Regions from separate parts of the Homo sapiens genome. Here region 1 is linked to region 2. A link is a loop called in an ENCODE intact Hi-C map of the cell type or tissue named here. Cell type or tissue: endothelial cell of umbilical vein. All regions are shown on one strand. Links, peaks and the distances in the headings refer to the core of each region. The heading gives the core; the rest is flanking DNA.

Region 1 (9,343 bases), core at 570-8,569, 69 kb before region 2:
TGAGATATCTCCTGTGCACACTCCTCGGCTCCATTGTACCATTAGATTTCATTTCCAAAACATAAGTTATAAATAAATTTATTTAAAATTTCAAGACGGCAATGGAAGAGCTTTAAACCTAACATGAGGTCTTTCTGAGCCTAGGACCCGTGACACTGCACAGACAGCATGCTCATGAACTTGACCCTACTTCAAAGGTTCTTGAAATCAAAGAATCAGGCCAATACTTGGCTTGCCTATGCAGTGAGACAAACCCGTTCTGCTTTGTGTTACTTCTTCTCTTCTTCCCTTATTCTTTCAAGAAGCTTTTATCCAGAAACTCTTCCTTCACATCTGACACTAACTTTCTACTGCTAGTTTCCACTGCTTACTGACCTTTTATTTTATATTGCCGTGTTTTAATTTTACTTAATTTCTCTTTAGCATTATTATTCACCAGTCATATGAACTGTATGAAGCAGTCTATCACACTTTCCAATCTTTTCAAAAGTATTTATTAACATTGTACATTACAACAAAACTATTGCTTGTCTGTTTTGTATTATTCTTTCTGAAATATGTCCTACAAATACAAGTTATTTCTGCATAAGTTTTTAACCCAGAATAAATCTAATACACTTTCATGTTGGGTGGGTGATTGTCTCCTTATAAAAGTAACAGTAGTAAATGTTTTGCCTCTTGAAACTTTGATAAACATTTCTTTGCTTTCCATTTTATAGCGCTTTCACAGTGCTCACCAAACTTCCTGTTTTTTCCCTGAATATGCAGGAACTGAATTTTCTTTCTTCAGCTGTATTTTATCATTTAACATTCTTGTTTAGTTGAAGTATCAGTAATGAACAACTGCAATGACTCATTTCAGGAGAAATATGAATAATAATAACGTTTAAATTTCTTTAGTGCTTTATAGTTACCAAAACATTTCACATATATTTCAAAATTTGATCTTCATGGCAACCCTGGAACTGATCTACAAATATTTTTTAGTCTTAAAATTAATAAATAATACATTAAATAGCATATTAACATGTTCATTTCTTCCATCTTAAGGTTTAAACATTTATTAGAACTTCTTTGGAAATTATACCTTAGTTTCCCCTCTAAAAGCCTCTAACGGGGAATATCAAACCTTCATGGTAAAGAAATAAAATAGTCATTTTGGAGTCATTACAGCCAGTTGAGTTGGTAGCTGACTGCAGCTAGTCACAATCTATAATCACAACTAACTTTAAAATAAATGATTCTTTATTACAATATATTTTTAATTTGCCCTGTGTTCTATACTAGGTTAATGTAGAGCATAGGAAAAAAGGAGGCTGAGTAATTAGGTCCAGTTCTTTTGTAGAGGCCTCTGGTGCTAAGCAGACTTAGCATTTTGATGTTATAAAACACAAAACCAAAAATATCACAAAACCAAACCCAAGCCCCACTTTTTTTTTTTTTTTTTTTTTTTTTTTTTTGAGACAGGCTGGAGTGCAGTGGCATGATCGTGGCTCACTGCAGCTTTGACGTCCCGGGCTCAAGCAATCCTCCTGCCTCAGCCTTCCAAATAGCTGGGACCACAGGCACATACCACCATGTCCGACTAACTATTTTTTTTTTTTTATTTTTTGTAGAAACAGGGTCTCTCTATGTTGCCCAGGCTGGTCTCAAACTCCTGGACTCAAGCAATCATCCTGCCGCAGCATCCCAAAGTGCTGGAATTACACCTGTAATTCCAGATGTACAGTCAGCCCCAATTTTCTTGAAAATATTTTATATACTACCTTCCTTCAAAATTTAAATTACATATACTCATTCTTGAAATCAGAATTACTGTAAAATATTTTTTCTTACTACCGCAAAATCCAAGGAGAATTTGGAGAACAGTTCAAACTTAACTTCTAGTCAAGTGAATCAACATTCCCTGTTTACATAGTAGAATAGCTCACAGAATTCTAAACATAGTTGTATTCTGACTGTGTCACCTGTTGACCTTTCTTGGAAATTATTTTCATATAACATAACATATCTATAATTACATGATACATAATATATAAATATGTCCTTATACTTAAATAATTTGTTAGATCCTCAGCTATCTATTCTTAGGTAAATTTTAACAAAGATTCACTGCTTGCTGCCTTCTTTAAATTTTATTCTGATGACCAATTTCTATTTTAAATTCAGATTTATTTTCCTTCTGCTAACTTTCCATAACTTTAGCTGGGACACACCAATAGCTGGAATACTTTTTAAAACCCATCTTCCTCTCTCTGTGGTTTCATTTTCCTTCCTTTTCCTCTCTCAGGTGTTCAATTTCTCTACTCTCAGGTCCTTCCATACCCTCTCCCTCCCTGCTCTTTCCTTCCAGTTGGTATAGCTGACTGGGAGTCATCAGTTCCCAAAAAGAAGAGGGAGAAAGCACGTTCATACCCTGTACTTTTTGGCTAGTTTCCTGTTGTTGCTCCTTTTCTACTTCTCTCCACCCTGTCAACCCCACCTTTTTTCCACCTCCAAACCCCCTACCTTCCTGTCTGTGACTGTTAACTCCTTTTCCAGCACATTCTCTCTATTATTGCCCCCATTATTAATTTCTCATAACTGCTACTGGAATTTTTTAAATCATTATTGAGTTATTTTTCCATGTGGTACTCTTAATGTTACAGCTTAAGAATAAAGGCTAAAAGATACAATTATTGTTAAAAAGAAGAAACATCAGATATTAAACTCACTGAGTAAAGGTCACACTGACCATTAATACTGGGGCTTAGGTGGGAGACTGGCAACCTCAGCCCCAGGCAGTTCCAAAACTTTTATACTTCTTGAATATTAAGAGTCATGATGGTGGATTCTGGCTTTCTACTGCCAAAATGCACACTAGAAGGAAGTGTTCTGCTTTTGGTGTGACGCCAATAATGTGTAAGATAACTATGCATTGGCCGGGCGCAGTGGCTCACCCCTGAAATCCCAGCACTTTGGGAGGCCGAGGTGGGCAGACCATGAGGTCAGGAGCTTGAGACCAGCTTGGCTAACATAGTGAAAGCCTGTCTCTACCAAAAATATTAAAAAGTTAGCCGGGTGTGGTGGTGCACACCTGTAATCCCAGCTACTAGGGAGGCTGAGGCAGCAGAATCACTTGAACCCAGGAGGCAAAAGTTGCAGTGAGCCAAGATGGTGCCACTGAACTCCAGCCTGGATGACAGAACAAGACTCCGTCCCAAAAAACAAACAAACAAACAAACAAAAAACTATGCATTCATGGAAGAAACAATTCTTCTTCTGTTCTATCCAATATTTGTGGAAATTGTTAATGTCTTAAGAAGCATGTCTGTTGCAAGCCTAAAGATGCCTTGAGGATGTATATTCTTGCTTTAATTCACACAGAGATAAAGACATCTTATACTTTATTCTCCTGGCCTCCCATGAAAATTGTTCACAAGAAAAATTCACTAGCATGTCATTAAAAATGATTAATTCAAAAAGAAGAACTTGAAGGACATGTCTTCAAGTACCTGAAGTGTTATTAAATGGAGTAGCAATTAAATAAATAATTAGACTTATTTCCAGACTACAGTAATAGGACCAAAAGTAAAAGAATATTTTTACTGCTATAAGGAAAATGGGGGAGAATTTTGCCTAGTTGTACATGTTTCCCTATCTTTAGGTTATATCCTTTTTTCTATGGCTTAGCTACTCTAGGGGAAAGGAGTCTTTTCTCCGTTCTAGGGGAGATCCTATCATAAAGTCCTTCAGATCTGGCCTGATAGCTTAAATAGAACTTAAAGAAATTTATTAAACCTTCTATCACAGTAGTTTTTAACTAGGGGTAATTTTGTTCACAGAAGACATTTGGCAGTTTCTGGAAACATTTTTGGTAGTCACAATTTGGGGTGCAGTGCTACTAGGCAGAAGCCAGAGATGCTGCTAAACATCCTGCAAGGCACAGGATGGTACCCCACAACAAAAAAATTTTCATTTCTAAATGTCAACAGTGCTGAGGATGAGATACCCTGGTTTATCAAGACAATGTCCTGGTTAATTAATCCTGCTGCCTAATCCCATTTTGCATGTTAGAAACCAAATACAGTGATCTCTGTTTATCCATGGACGATATGTTCCAAGATCCCCAGTGGATGCCTGACACTGCAGATAATACTTAACCTTGTATATGCTACATTGTTTTTTCCTATACAAATATACCTATGATAAAGTTTAATTTATAAATTAAGCACATTAAGAGATTAACAACCACTGGTTGGCATATACTTGGCTTCTCTTTGACATATTTGAATTGCCAACATCACTACTCTCATGCTTTGGCGCCATTATTAAATAAAATAAGAGTTATTCAAACACAAGCACCAAGTGATTAAGGGTAGATAGCATGTACAGAGCGCATGCTGGACAAAATGATGATTCACTTTCCGGGCAGGATGGAGCAGGAAGGCATGGGATTCATCACACTGCTTGGAATGGCATACAATTGAAAACTTATGAATTACTTATTCTGGAATTTTGCATTTACTATTTTTGGACCAGGACTGACCATGAGTAACTGAAACTGGGGAAAGCAAAACCATGGACGAGGCGGGGGGACAGCTGTATTACTTCATTCTTTCTCTCGTCTTTTCTATAAATCCTTACCATTGCTTCCCATACTCAGGCAGTTGGATATTTTGGGCAAGCTTGAGGAACGGCTCACAGAAATAAATGAGAAAAGTGTATTTACAATTTTCCAAATTTGGTCCTTGTTAGAAATGTCTCACCATTAGAAATAGTGACAAATAGGTTGTTAATATGGCTGAATAAGAGCTTGAGCTATTAATTTAGATTCCTTTAGCCCTATATTTCCTCTTTCCATGATCTCCATCCAAGCAAGTGGCTGACTCTTCACTTTATTGAGTTAGAGAAACTATATGGTTGTGTAGAAACAAGAGCAGCATACAATATTTTTGGGATTTGTAGTTAAAACCCTAACACTTAGAAGAAGTTAGAGGGTTTGTGGATGAAGACAATGGGACAAGGGGATTCCCAGATATCAGCAGGGTACTTAAAGACTCAACAGCAGAAACTAAAAAAACAACACACAAAGTAACTTCCACCCACAAACTAAAAGAACAACCTCTGACATTGTAGGAGTGTTTGGTCAGGAGGCAAATATATGAAGAAAGAAATATCTTGGGGCTGTAAAACTCTGGTAGGTTTGTCAGAGAGGAAAAATACTTAGAGAACAGTGTCTGGCACATTCCTACTGCAGATACAGCACACACATAGCAGAGGTTTAACAATTGTTAAGGAATAGTTTAGGACAACAATAATCATTCCAGTGGCAATCAATATTAACAAATGGCTAATAATCGAGGTCCCCTAAATTACCTTAAGCTTGCCCCAAACCTGGAGGGAGGGATGGAAAACCAAGAGAGACTGATATTTGGTCAATCTGACATAATGAAGAATTAGAGAACAATGAACATTGAGTTTACATCTCTGCTTCTTCATTATGTTGGATTAGCAAAAATTATATTAATGAGTCACTCTTAGGTTTTCCATTCCTCCCTCCAGGTTTACTCGATTGTAAAATTTTAAAAATTACATTGCTCACACCTGTAGATTTGGAAATTCTTATTCCTTACAAGAGAGTTGTACTTAGTTTCCCACTAGTGAAAAGCGTTTAAGGAAAAAGCATATTTCCCCAACCATTCACAATTTCACCTGCACACAATCTGTTTAAAATTATATTTTTCAACCTGCGAAGCATCGTCTATTAGTGGCTTGTGAAATCAAATCAGTAACTTAAAACATTTTACAGAGAATAGTTCAGATGAAAAAAGAAAACAGAATATATCAAATGTATGACACATGCCTAACTTAAGTATTACTTGGTGAAAGTGTGTACTGGAAGCCACATACAATGTACTGCTTAAAGCAAACTGTTTTAAAGACACTGTTTCAGGAAACCATTAGGACTCATCCCATCATGCCCTACATTCCAATTTACTACATCATCATAAGAAGTCTCTCATCTCCACATAATTCTGAGCATTTTCTCATCTAACCCTTGTTTTCCCCTTCTTCCCTCTCATTTTCCACTGTGCCTTCCGGAACTCACTTCCTCATGAGAAAAATCCATTATATCTTCAATGGCGTTTAAAAATGCCCCTTTATCGTCTTGTCCTAACTTAATCCTTGCTCTGCCTCAATGATCATGCTTCCCCTACAGACCTCTCAAGTCACAGCTGTTTCTCTCATGCTCCTTATGCAATTTAGGCCAGAAGTGGGGTAAGTATTCTTCCAGACTACTGTCCCTCACTTCTTCCTAAAACCCCCAACTTCAGACCTCTTGCCATCAGATTTTACCACTTGCTACCTTCCTTCTTGGGGACAATACAGATGCTCAGATCTCCTTATTTCTTACAATTATTATTTCCTGTTTCTCTCTCTCCCTCATTATTTCTGTTCTTTCTCTTCATAATTATTTCCATATCCATATTGTATATCCTTCAGTATGATTGCCTCTCAGTTTTTTCAATCTGCTTTCCTCTGATGAGCTTGTCCTCCACCCACAACCATAGATACAATGCCTTAAGCATACTGACTGGTTTTTACTTTAAATTCATTACCATTACCTTTAGCTCTCTGGCAATCCAACTGTATCTCCCTAGACTATTCACCCTCCCACTCTCCTAGATGCTGCTCTTCTCCTCTCCAATCTCCAGTGCATTTTTTCCATTCTCATTCTCAAATGAAACAGAAACAATCAGAAGTAATTTCATATATTCCCACTACTCCATCTTCAAGGTTACCAGTATCCATGACCATTTCCCTGCTTTTCCTCCTGATATGATAGACAGACTCTCTGTACCTTTACCTAAGAGCAAGTCATACACACGTGTTTCTCAACCAGGAGTGATTTTTTCCCTCAAAGGGCAAACGTCTAGATACATTTTTGGTTGTTACAACTCAATGAGAGGGAGCAGGTGATTATGGCATTTAGTAGGTAGAGGGCAGAGATGCTGCTAAACATCCTACAATATACAGAAGAGCCCCCTCAACAAAGAATTGTCTGGTCGAGGGTCCAGGAAGTCAGTAGTGCCAAGGCAAAGAAACCCTGTACTGAAACCTGCCCCTCCCCAGCACCTCTCCCCTTCCTCCTTTACATCCCCAAGTTTTCTTCTTATCGAATCATTTCTACCTTCATACAATTGTACTGTTGATATTTCCTATTTTAAAAATATTTTTCTCATTGCCATATTTCCTTCTAGCTACCTCCTGCCTTTCTCTGATCCCCATAAACAACAAAATTCATGAATGAGTGAGAGAATTTTCTGCTCTAGAAATCACCAAATCTTTTCTTCCTGCTCTCTCTTGAGCTCAGAGAGTTCAACCAAACTTTCTCATCACTCACAATAATAGTATGTCATGTTGTCAAATTTAATGGTCAGTTCTTCTCATCTGACAAGTATTAACATTTAGCATGATTGATCACTTCCTGCTTCTTGAAATAATTTCTTCTCTTGGTTGCTGGCCACCTCTCTCAGTTTGTCTCTTACCTCACTGGCTGGGGATTTTCAGTGTCTTGCTTTCATTTTATTCATGGCTTAACTTTAAAATATTTTGATCTCTTTTCTAACTATACTAGTTTCCTGGGTGACCTCATCTAGTCTCATGGCTTTAAATTTCATCTATATGCTGATGGCTTCTGAATTTATATTTCTAGGATCAACTTCTCTCTAACTCCAGACTTTTATAATCAACACCTATTTAACATTGTCACGTGTTTACCTAATAGATAGCCAAAACAGAACTCCTAATTTTATCCCCCAGACCTATTCTTACAGCAATCTGTCCTTTCTAAGTTAATGGACCCATTCTGCAAAGTAGCTTAATTCAAAACACTTGGTGTCATTCCTATCTTCCTCTGTTTCTTTTGTACTGTACACTTTCTATCTATCAGCCACTCCTGCTGCTCTGTCTTCAACATGTATCCAATATCCAACCTTTCAATCCCCTCCAATGCAAATGCGTCAGTCAAAGCTGCATTCTCTTAGGACTGGATTATTTCAATAGTTTCCTAATAGTACTTCTGGCTTTCACCCTTGTGTCCTGTACAGTCTATCCTCTACCCAACTCCAGAGAGATCATTTTGAAAATTAATTCAGACCATGTAATTTTGCTCAGAACCCTTCATTGGCTTCCCTTATCTTTCAGAATAAAATTTGCAATCCTTGCCATTATCTATAAGATCACACATGATAATGATCACTGTTTCCTTTGACCTCTTCTTGTACCAGTCTTGTTCTCTCTCACTCTTTGCCAATCACATTGGCTTCCTTGTTCTTTCTGGACTACATCAAGCATGTTTTTTTTTTTTTTTTTTTTCCCAGAACATTTTTTCTCTCCATAGCTGTGCAACTTGCTTCCTCACTTTCCATTTTTCTGTTGAATGGCAATTTATTAAAAATGCCTCCCTTGACCACCAGTTGTTATTTAACAACACTTCCTCCTCCCACCTGATATCTCCATCCTGCTTACTATGAAAAATATTCTATTCTATTCTATTCTATTCTATTCTATTCTATTCTATTCTATTCTATTCTATTAAGACAGGGTCTTGCTATGTCACCCAGGCTGAGTTCAGGGACACGGTCATGGCTCACTGCAGCCTCAACCGTCTGGGTTCAAGCAACCCTCCCACTTCAGCCTCTCAAGTAGCTGAGACTACAGGCATGTGCCACCATGCCTGGCTATTTTTTTTTATTTTTTATAGAGACGGGGCCATGCTATGTTGCCCAGCTGGTCTTGAACTCCTGCATACAAGCAGTCCTCCTGCCTGGGCCTCACAAAGGGCTGGGATTACAGACGTGAGCCACTGTGCCAGGCCAAATTTTTTTTAAGTGGTTCATTTATCATTTGCCTCGCTCTATTGGAATTTAGTTCATAAAGGTCATGGTTGTTTTGTTGTTATTGTTATTTATTATCAAATCTCTAGCACCCAGAATCATACCTGGGTACTATTATTTTAGTAAACACTTTTAATACATTTAAAAAATTTTGTCATTACAAGTTGAAAACTTTTTTCATGATGATTTTAAAAACGTCACCTTTAAAATTATTATTGTCTCAGAAAACTTATCGTAAGGTACCGAAATTAAACTCTGCTTTGTGACTCAACCCTCCCCTGAGCAGGTCTGACACTTTTGGAATACTATCCTCCTTGAGGACTACCTTCTTGTGTGAGACAATTTGTCATGGCAAACATAATAAAATATTGATGGAATTCCATCATATTGAATTAAAATGTCTGCACATTGTACTGTTACATAGTGTCAGGGCAGAACCCAAACCCTGCATTGCAGGAGTC
Region 2 (9,343 bases), core at 685-8,684:
AGCTGCCGCCCTGCCAGGCAGGGCTTGGGACCTGCAGCCTGCCATGCGTGAGCCTCCCCCATGCCGTGGGCTCCTGCGCAGCCTGAGCCTCCCCAAGGAGCGCCGCCCCCTGTTCCACGGTGCACAGTCCCATCGACCACCAAACAACTGAGAAGCATAGGCACACGGGCGGGACTGGCAGGCAGCTCCACCTGCTGCCCCAGTGCGGGAGCCACTGGGTGAAGCCAGCTGGGCTCCTGAGTCTGGTGGAGACTTGGAGAACCTTTATGTCTAGCTAAGAGATTGTAAACACACCAATCAGCACCCTGTGTCTAGCTCAGGGTTTGTGAATGCACCAATCGACACTCTGTATCTAGCTACTCTGGTGGGGACTTGGAGAACCTTTATGTCTAGCTAAGGGATTGTAAGTACACCAATCAGCACTCTGTATCTAGCTCAAGGTTTGTAAACACACCAATCAGCACCCTGTGTCTAGCTCAGGGTTTGTGAATGCACCAATCGACACTCTGTATCTAGCTACTGTAGTGGGGACGTGGAGAACTTCTGTGTCTAGCTCAGGGATTGTAAACGCACCAATCAGCACCCTGTCAAAATGGACCAATCAGCTCTCTGTAAAACAGACCAATCGGCTCTCTGTAAAATGGACCAATCAGCAGGATGTGGGTGGGGGCCAGATAAGGGAATAAAAGCAGGTTGCCCGAGCCAGCAGTGACAACCCACTTGGGTCCCATTCCACAGTGTGGGAGCTTTGTTCTTTTGGTATTTACAATAAATCCTCCTGCTGCTCAGTCTTTGGGTCGACTTTGCATTTATGAGCTGACACACTCACCACGAAGGTCTGCTTTTTCACTCCTGATCCAACGAGACTACGAACCCACCAGGAGAAAGAAACTCTGAGCACATCCCAACGTCAGAAGGAACAAACTCTGGACACGCCGCTTTTAAGAACTGTAACACTCACTGCGAGGGTCCGCGGCTTCATTCTTGAAGTCAGTGAGACCAAGAACCCTCCAATTCCGGACACAGTATGTCCTCCTTACTATGCTCAATTGACTGAGTTGACAATTGCTTGACGCATGCTTCATTTTATCTTGTGGGTCATATATACATTATTAAATAATATCAGTTTCAAATTAGACTCAGCAGCAATTAAAAATTATATTAACATAACCATTTTAAATATAATTTCAAGAAGCCATGCATTTTGTTGACAGCTAGTATTTACCATACTATTTGCAGGTATATAAAAATGACTAGAGAAGTCTTATTCTTTCTCTGGTTGTTCCATGTGTTTTATATTATTGGTTGTGTAAGTTCTCTAAAGCTGGGAGCCATTTGTGTTTAGTGCTCTATAAAGGAAGGAACTGAGACCGGCAATAGAAATTTATTCTTCAACTTAGCTCTGCCACAAATTAACTGGAAGAGCTTGGACATCTTATTGGGGTTTGACCTGATAAATTGTAAAGTTTCTCAGCAATGAGATCTGGGTTTTCGGCTGCTTCCCCTCTAACTCGGTTTCCGAATTGGATATGTTTAGGACTGAACTGTCTGTTCAGACTGTAAATGTTATCATGTAGAACTCTGTTCTTTCACCATAATTCCCCAGGCCTCTGTAAACTCCTTTTAGAAAGAAAGGTGTATAGATATGAATAAGAGAAAGTCTTCTCTTAGAACACACAGTCAAACATGCTGGTGTAAGGTCTTTTAACATCATTCCACTCTGGGGTAGAAAGAATAAATGAGATTATTTTACCTTAGAGGTAATCAAAAACATTAAACTCTCCTATGAGGTTTAAATCTTACCTTCAGCTTGACTCTCCCAAGATAGAGCATACTCCCACCAATCTCTGATACAGAAGCTCACTTCTTTCCTAAGACTTTTATTCTTTCTCAGAATAAATTCTTTTCAAATGAAAAGAGAGAGAAGGAAAAAAACCAAACAATTGTAAACACAAACTTGACAACAAACCAAGACAAAGATAGAAATGTATACACAAAGACGTAAGAAGTTGGAATAAATTGCTGCTAAGGCAGTATCCAAATATAAGGTTTTATAAAATACATAAACTTACTCATTAGTTTTAACCATGTTGGCTGACCAGCTGCTAAATTAATTATAAATTAAGACATTTGATTAAAAGCCCACTAAAGTGGGAAACGATGGTAATAGCCCTTATAATAACTGACCTTAAGGTGCGCTTAAATATTTCCACAATAAGCCACACATTCAGTAGTAAGGCGCTCATTCAAAAAGCATATGATCTTGTGTCTATCAGGTTTGTTAAGACTATTTTCCACGTATCTTGAGTAGAAGAAATGAGAACACTATTGTCAACAGCAACAAAATGAGCAGACTGCTGAATGCCACGAAAGATGGTTTGTTTTGTCTTCAAAATACAATTGAGGGCAAAAGAAAGGGCACTTGAGAAATGACATGCATATTTTTAGCAGAAGTTATGACCACTCATATGATTTAACAGAAAATATGTCACATCTACATAATAGCTTCATACTTGCTATTGGGCTAATTGAACTATGTACTTTTGATGCATTCCCTATTCATCTTAAAGTGTGGGTAACAGATGATGGAAGTCAACAGTCACGGCAGTTGGACACACTGGATATCTTTCTTCTATGACTCTGAGTCAGTCTTCTCAGTGGATTACTAAACACATTCCAGAAATCTCGTAAGTTACTACTGGAGAGTAGTTTAAAATGGTTTAAAATGGATATAATTAAATATGAGTAAACCTACCGCAGAGCTTGATGTCATCTTTAGGCTAATTAACACAAACTATTTACAACAGACTTTTATAAAGATTGCTTATATGTTACTACAAGTTCATAGACCTTCCCATCACAGAAGTAACCACCTCCCCAACATATTCATACAGAGAAAGGAGATATCTGCATTGTAACTGGTCTAGGTAAGGTAGATCTAGTAACTGTGGTTGTAAACTTTAACCAGAGCCAGCCTAAGATCTGGGAATCTTTAATGAATTTCATTATTGTAAAGGTTTACCAGTAGATACCTGTGGGTTTAGAAGTACTGTGATTTGGAGCAATAACTTCCAATATTTAAGATCTGATTGCCTCAACTAGGTTGTTTTTAAAAATTGCAGTGTTACCAGCTGCTCTCCATGGTGAGGGAAGAGAGATTATTCATTCCCCAAATTGTCTTTCATTTCAGGTCTGATAGACTGTTACTAAATTCTTAAAAATAAGGCTCCTTTTCTTGCTGCCTCCTAAGTTGCTCTTAACTCAGACACTAATTTTCTGTATAAGACTTTCCATGCAATGTGAACTAAATAGAAGACCTATGAAAGGATAAGACATTTCTGGATAATTTGTTCTATCTTTGCATTCATATTCAATGCCAGGTACTGTACTGAGTGCTTTCATCTTCTCTCTTCAATTCTCATGACAATGGCATGTGTATGAGTAATTTCCTCTCTTTTAGGTTGAAGAGACGGAGGTTGAATAATTGTATAAATTCCCATGGTTCACAAGGCAAAGCTCAGAATCAATTATTCTCTTCTGTCTTTTAGTTCAGTGTTAGAAGAACGGTTATTAATCACTAAGTTTTAGTTTATACAGTATGTTCATCTTTGATATGTACATTCATAGTATATTACATGGTTCAAAACCTAAATTTTTCCTCCTCTATTGAGACAGATATGAGGGTGCTCCAGGTTTAGAAAAGAAGAGCAAATGGTCAGATGTAAGTTTGGTTCACTGAGCCAAAACAAGAAAAGTGTATGAATTTATGTGCTGGTATAAATGAATGTTGCACCAAGCACTGAGGAATTACTTGACCAAATGAGAGGTTGGTTACGGAATTCAGACATTGAGTTGACTGCTTTAGTCACTCTATACTTCTAGAGGTGCCCGCTGATCTTTGGCATTTTTAATCCTTCTTACTTGTCCATTCTGATCTTTGAAAAATAACACAGAATTTTTTCCCTTAGTTACACATAGAGTTATGTCTGATGTACTTCCATATTAGGGATTGAAATCAACTTTGATGATCTTTTTCTTTCTTGACATCAGAGATTCAGAAAACAAATTGCAGAAATCAGTTGTCAGTAAACCCAGGTTCCAAATTCTGTCATCGAGATACCTTAGTGTCATTATAATTTGAGCTGATAATAGTTTAGGAGTGGTTGAGAATATTTCCCTTTTTCTTACCTGTCAAGATTCAGTTGATACATCACAGATCCCTAAAGCTATGTAGGGAACTCTCCCCTTAATTCCATCCACTTCATTTCTAAGCATCTGTAATAGTCACGGCTGGGTTCAGTGAGAGTTCTGCTTGCTAGAAGTGTGAGATCATGCCCTAAGTAATTACAGTGAGCATGCAGTGAAAATATGTGGTGAATATAATGTCAGGAAATCATGCAAATTTTATTATCATCAGTGAAGTGGTGGCTGGTGGAGAACTTGTCAGTATTTGCAACTTGAAGCCTCTAATTACTTTGATTTACATGTAGTACCATTCATAACCTTGCTTCCCTGCTGTTCCTGACAGCACTTTTGCATTTTACAAGAAAGGAATAATGCCATGTAAATAATTTAAAAACAATAAATCATTTAGAGTGGCTTTAAACCAAAACCTAATGCAGTAGCTGGCTGAGTATTTGCTACACTTGACAGGTAGCTGGCATGCAAGAATTCATCTGTGTCTAAGAGGTATTTACTTTTAAATTCAGAAATCCCAAACAGGCAGACTGAAGAAAAATGAGATCTAAGCCTTCTCCATGCCGAATAGTCCATTTCACCTTATTGAGGTGAAATGGGAAACAGGGAAATTAAATTCTACATGGGATAATTCTACTTCAAACACAGATTTGCTGAGTTATGCTAGGTAAATGACTAATTAAGGCTGATTCTGGAGCAGAGCTGGCTGAGTGTTGGAGGAATATACAAACATGCCGGAGGCGCCACCCCCACCCACGCAAGAGCTGAGGGAGAGACTGGAGAGGTTGGGAGCAGGAAGAGAGAACAGGGCCGATATATAACCAGTTTAGGAAAGGCGACACTCATTTCTCTCTGGTCATTTCTAATCACACAAGACAAGGCAGATAATGAAAATGAAAAATCCATTGAAAAACTCCTACTTTCAAAAAAAAGGTAGGATGACTTCCTTTAGCTAGAGGGAGAACCGGGGCTGGCAAGCTGCCTCCGGACAGTTGCGTTCCATGGGTGCCAAGCATGTCATTATCTCTTTTAATCCTCCCAACAATTCTCTGAGGTAGGTATGATTATCCCCTTTTATAGATAAGGACAAAACCTGAGCTAGATTAAGTAATTTGCCTGAGATCACCAGCTAGGAAGTGACTGTAAGGATTAAGTCTGAATCTGTCTGACTCATGCAGCTCTCTCTCTCCATCCCCTGCTTTGCCCTCTCTTCCAACCCGATTTCTTTCTTAACTCAATCTATAAATTCACTTACATCTGTGACATATTTTTAAGATAGTCCTATGAACATTCAGAATGATGGTGTCCCTGGGGTAAAAAGGGATTATAAAATCACCTAGTTGGGCTACATCTGAAACATCCCCTCTTTACCCTCCAGAAAGGCTCTCCTAGTTTATTCTGCCTGAATACGCTCGTGATAGGGCAATAGGCACACATGCAGCGTGTCTGACATAGGTGACAGCTCCATTTCTTCTTCAACATTGCTCCTACCCCCTAGGGTTCTTCTTCCCGAGTTCCCAGGCACCTTATTTCCCTTAGTATGTCCTTCTCTTTCAGGGGAAACCTTGCCAGGTCTGTTAAAATCCAAAAGTGTTTGTTTCTTTCTTCCAAAATACCAACATTCACATATGTATGTCCCTAGAGCAGTGGTTCTCCAACTTTCATCTGCATAAGAACCACCTGAAAGGCTTGTTAAAACACAGATTGCTGTCTTGTGAATTAAAAATTCACAATGTAATGCTTTGGTTCATAGTAGGCATTCAGTAAATGGTAGTTCATTTTTTAGTTCTAAATTTTTAATGATCCACATATTTATTGTCTGTCTGTCTTCCTTTCTTTCTTTCTCTCTTTCTTTTTCCTTCTTTCTTTCTCTCTCTGTCTCTCTCTTTCTCTCTTTCTTTCTTTCTTTTTTTCTGAGACAAAGTCTCACTCTGTCACCCAGGCTGCAGTGCAGTGCCACAATCCTGACTCATTGCAACCTCTGCCTCCTGGGTTCAGTCATTTCTCCTGCCTCAGCCTCCCGAGTAGCTGGGACTACAGGCACGTGCCACCATGCCTGGACAATTTTTGTGTTTTTAGTAGGGACGGAGTTTCACCATTTTGGCCAGGCTGGTCTTGAACTCCTGGCCTCAAGTGACTCGTCTGCCTCAGCCTCCGAAAGTGCTGGGATTACAGGCGTGAGCCACTGCACCCAGCCTGATTCACATATTTTCTTGATTTAAGCTTATCCTGACATTCCCCAGACTTTAGGTTTCAGTTCTCATTTATCAGCAGGAGTTTCCTTGGATTCATGAATTTAGAAGGAAGAAAATTAGGAGAATATTTTACCCATTTATTTATACTGTGTGAAGAAGCAAAATGTAACATACTTGCTACCCAAGTCTACATGGCATGGACAAGAGACATTGTAATGTCACCACAGTGGTGCTACATTTATATCTTTAGAGGATTATTCCTTTCAAACACTATTTGAAATGTTCTGAGGAAAAGAGGGTTATTCTGTAAGAACTAAAAGCAAATGGCAGAGTCTTGCTGGCAAAATCTGCTAGAAGGTTACTCATGCTATTGAGAGACCAGTACATTTGCTAGCCGTGAGTCACTGATGAGAAGGGAAGTAGTCAGGGACTTGGTAGAGTGAATTATCAAAGAATTTTCTCTTCCACAGAAAAAAATCATTATAGAGGAAGGAATCCAGTTGGGTTTTATCAACTGCTAAGGGTTCTTAAAGTGTGATCCCAGGACCAGCAGCAACAGCATTACTTGGGGTCTTAGAAATGCAAATTCTCTGGTCTCACCCCAGATCTTCTGAACTTCGAGCATGCGGCACAGAAATCTGTTTCAGCAATTTCTCCAGTTGATTCTGATGAGCAGGAAAGTTTGAGAACATGGTCTTAGAGCGAGTTTTCTAAATAAAGTAACAAAATGATTAGAAAGTGCATTGACCTAAGATTTGAGCTGTGAGTCTGGTCTACCATCTCTAGCAGAGTCTTTTGTAAGGACAGTTAAAACTAGCAGATGCTCAAGAAGAAAGGTCCCATAGCTCTTCTCTGGAGTGTGGGGATTCTCAGCCCTGATCGTACATTAAAATCATTGGGGCACCTAAAAGGAAATGTTTTTCTGTTTTTTACAATAATAGTAATAACAATAAAATACTTTTCCAGGCTACCTCCTAGCAATTCTTATTCCATTGTCGTAAGGTGGTGCCCCTTGTTTCCGTATTTTTGAATTCTTCAGCTGACTCTAATGTGAAGGTCTGAGTTGTGAGTTACTGTGCTAGAGATTGAGGATGGGAACATGGCGAAACTTAATATTGTGAGAGGAAGTTAGTAATATTTCCTTTAAGCATGATTTAATTACATACTAGATAATAACACCTACCATTTAGCTGAGTTATTAAAGCTCATGTCCCAATGAGGAGACTCTACAGAATGCAAACCACTGTCATTGTTCCTAGTATGAACAGGCTGTTCCTAATATGAAAGGCTGTTATGCAGCCTTTCTAGGGCTCCTGGGCATTAGAAATGTCTACCCTTAAATCAAGCTCACCACCCCCTTTGCAACTATTTTCTGAGGGGAAAATAAAAAAGTTTATGGAAAGAACTTTGGTTTCAGAGTGTGACAATCTGCACTGTGGCACCTGCCTTGCCATTAACAAGCTCCATAATGGCCAGACATGGTGGCTCACACCCATAATCTCAGCACTTTGGGAGGCTGAGGGGGGAGGATTGCTTGAGCTAGGAATTCAAGACTAGCCTGGGCAACATGGCAAGACTCCCATCTCTCTACAAAATTAAAGAAAAAAATTAGCCAGGTATGGTGATGCACACCTGTAGTCCCAGCTACTCAGGAGGCTGAGGTGGGAGGATCACATGAGCCCTGAAGGTTGAGGCTACAGTGAGCCACGTTTGTGCCACTGCACTACAGCCTACATGATGGAGCAAGACCCTGTCTCAAAAAAAAAAAAAAAAAAACCCAGAAACCAACAAAACAAAACAAAATAAAAAAACAGCTTCACAATAAGTCAAATAACATAAATGTTCTGCACCTGTTTCCTTATCTGTCTTGCTCAATAAGTTTCCTCCCAGCTCAGAAATCACAGCTTTGCTCATAGTTTCGGTTCATGGAAAGTGGCTATTTGTACATTTATGTATTATTAAGAGACCGCATAGTCCATTGCATCATAGCTCTCAATCCCCAAGTCTTAGTCCTTTGGCTTTTTCATTTATTACAGTTAAACTTTTGCTTTTTGGTAAATAAGACAGATGGTCTAAGGGAAATGCAGAAATTGGCAGAATTATGTTCATACTGCGAACTAAGAGACTCCATGTTATCTCATCCAACTGTAAAGTCACAAAGGCCACCAGGAGCAACCCACTAAGTTACCTGTAAAATCAGGTTTTCATGAAAGAAACAGAATTGTCCATAGAAAGTAAGAAGCGTCTCAGGCGGCATTTTTTTTTTTTTACACTACTGCTAGATGTGCTTCCATTTGATTTTGTGATTCTTTCTTATTATGAAGCCAATTTATAAACTTAAGACTGAGAAGGGATTGGATGCAGCACATTCCTTTCCTCTCACAAATGATGGTTGAGACAGTATGTGATTCTGAAAGGTACCATATGAAGCGTACGTATCACACAATTATTATGCTCCACCCATCATGGTTGGTTTCAACTGCTGGGTTTGGAAATCATGCAAGGATCGGATTCTAAATGGAGTACTTAGGCAGGAGATAGATACGGCCTCTGTCTTTATTACCTTGTACTTTATCCTTCTTACATTTAATGTTGTAAATATTCCTTCTGCTGTACCCTAAAAGATATTTTTCTTTTATCATATCTCTCTCTCCTTCGTTTCTTTCTTCTGTCTCTCCTACTCTAATGTATCTTCAACTATTAAGCCAGAAGATCTCATTTGAAAGTTTCATGTAGGCTTATTTTTGTTGAGGCACAGGTAAATCAATAAATGCCAATTTTTATTTACATGATTTTGACAAACTTTGATTCACATGTGTATACACACACACACACACACACACACACACACACATATTTGCTTCCTCCTTAGCAAAACCATCTTCCCTTTAACCAAAGCATGGCCTTGGAGGTAGTCACATGACCGAGTACTAGAGGATGAACCAGGAAGT

What was found. Hi-C counts contacts between places; a loop is a spot of excess contacts. Peaks named below come from ENCODE experiments on the same cell type or tissue, not always from the same donor. Only the 100,000 strongest peaks of a DNase experiment are listed, where the experiment ranks them.
Region 1: a loop joins it to region 2, with 2.5 times the contacts of the local background. A loop is called at or near these places in 3 of 110 quality-filtered maps.

Annotation. Positions count from the first base shown.
Region 1 is chr4:80,233,725-80,243,067 of GRCh38, forward strand. All of the region lies in intron 1 of LOC124900725 (a long non-coding RNA gene), which reads left to right. Among named protein-coding and RNA genes, the nearest start is that of FGF5, 28 kb to the right of the region's middle. In endothelial cell of umbilical vein, for the core only: no CTCF peak of the experiment used is centred there; a DNase peak (open chromatin) is centred at 4,427; H3K27ac peaks cover 3,003 bases.
Region 2 is chr4:80,303,021-80,312,363 of GRCh38, forward strand. No RefSeq gene overlaps it. Among named protein-coding and RNA genes, the nearest start is that of CFAP299, 28 kb to the right of the region's middle. In endothelial cell of umbilical vein, for the core only: no CTCF peak of the experiment used is centred there; no DNase peak of the experiment used is centred there; H3K27ac peaks cover 1,608 bases.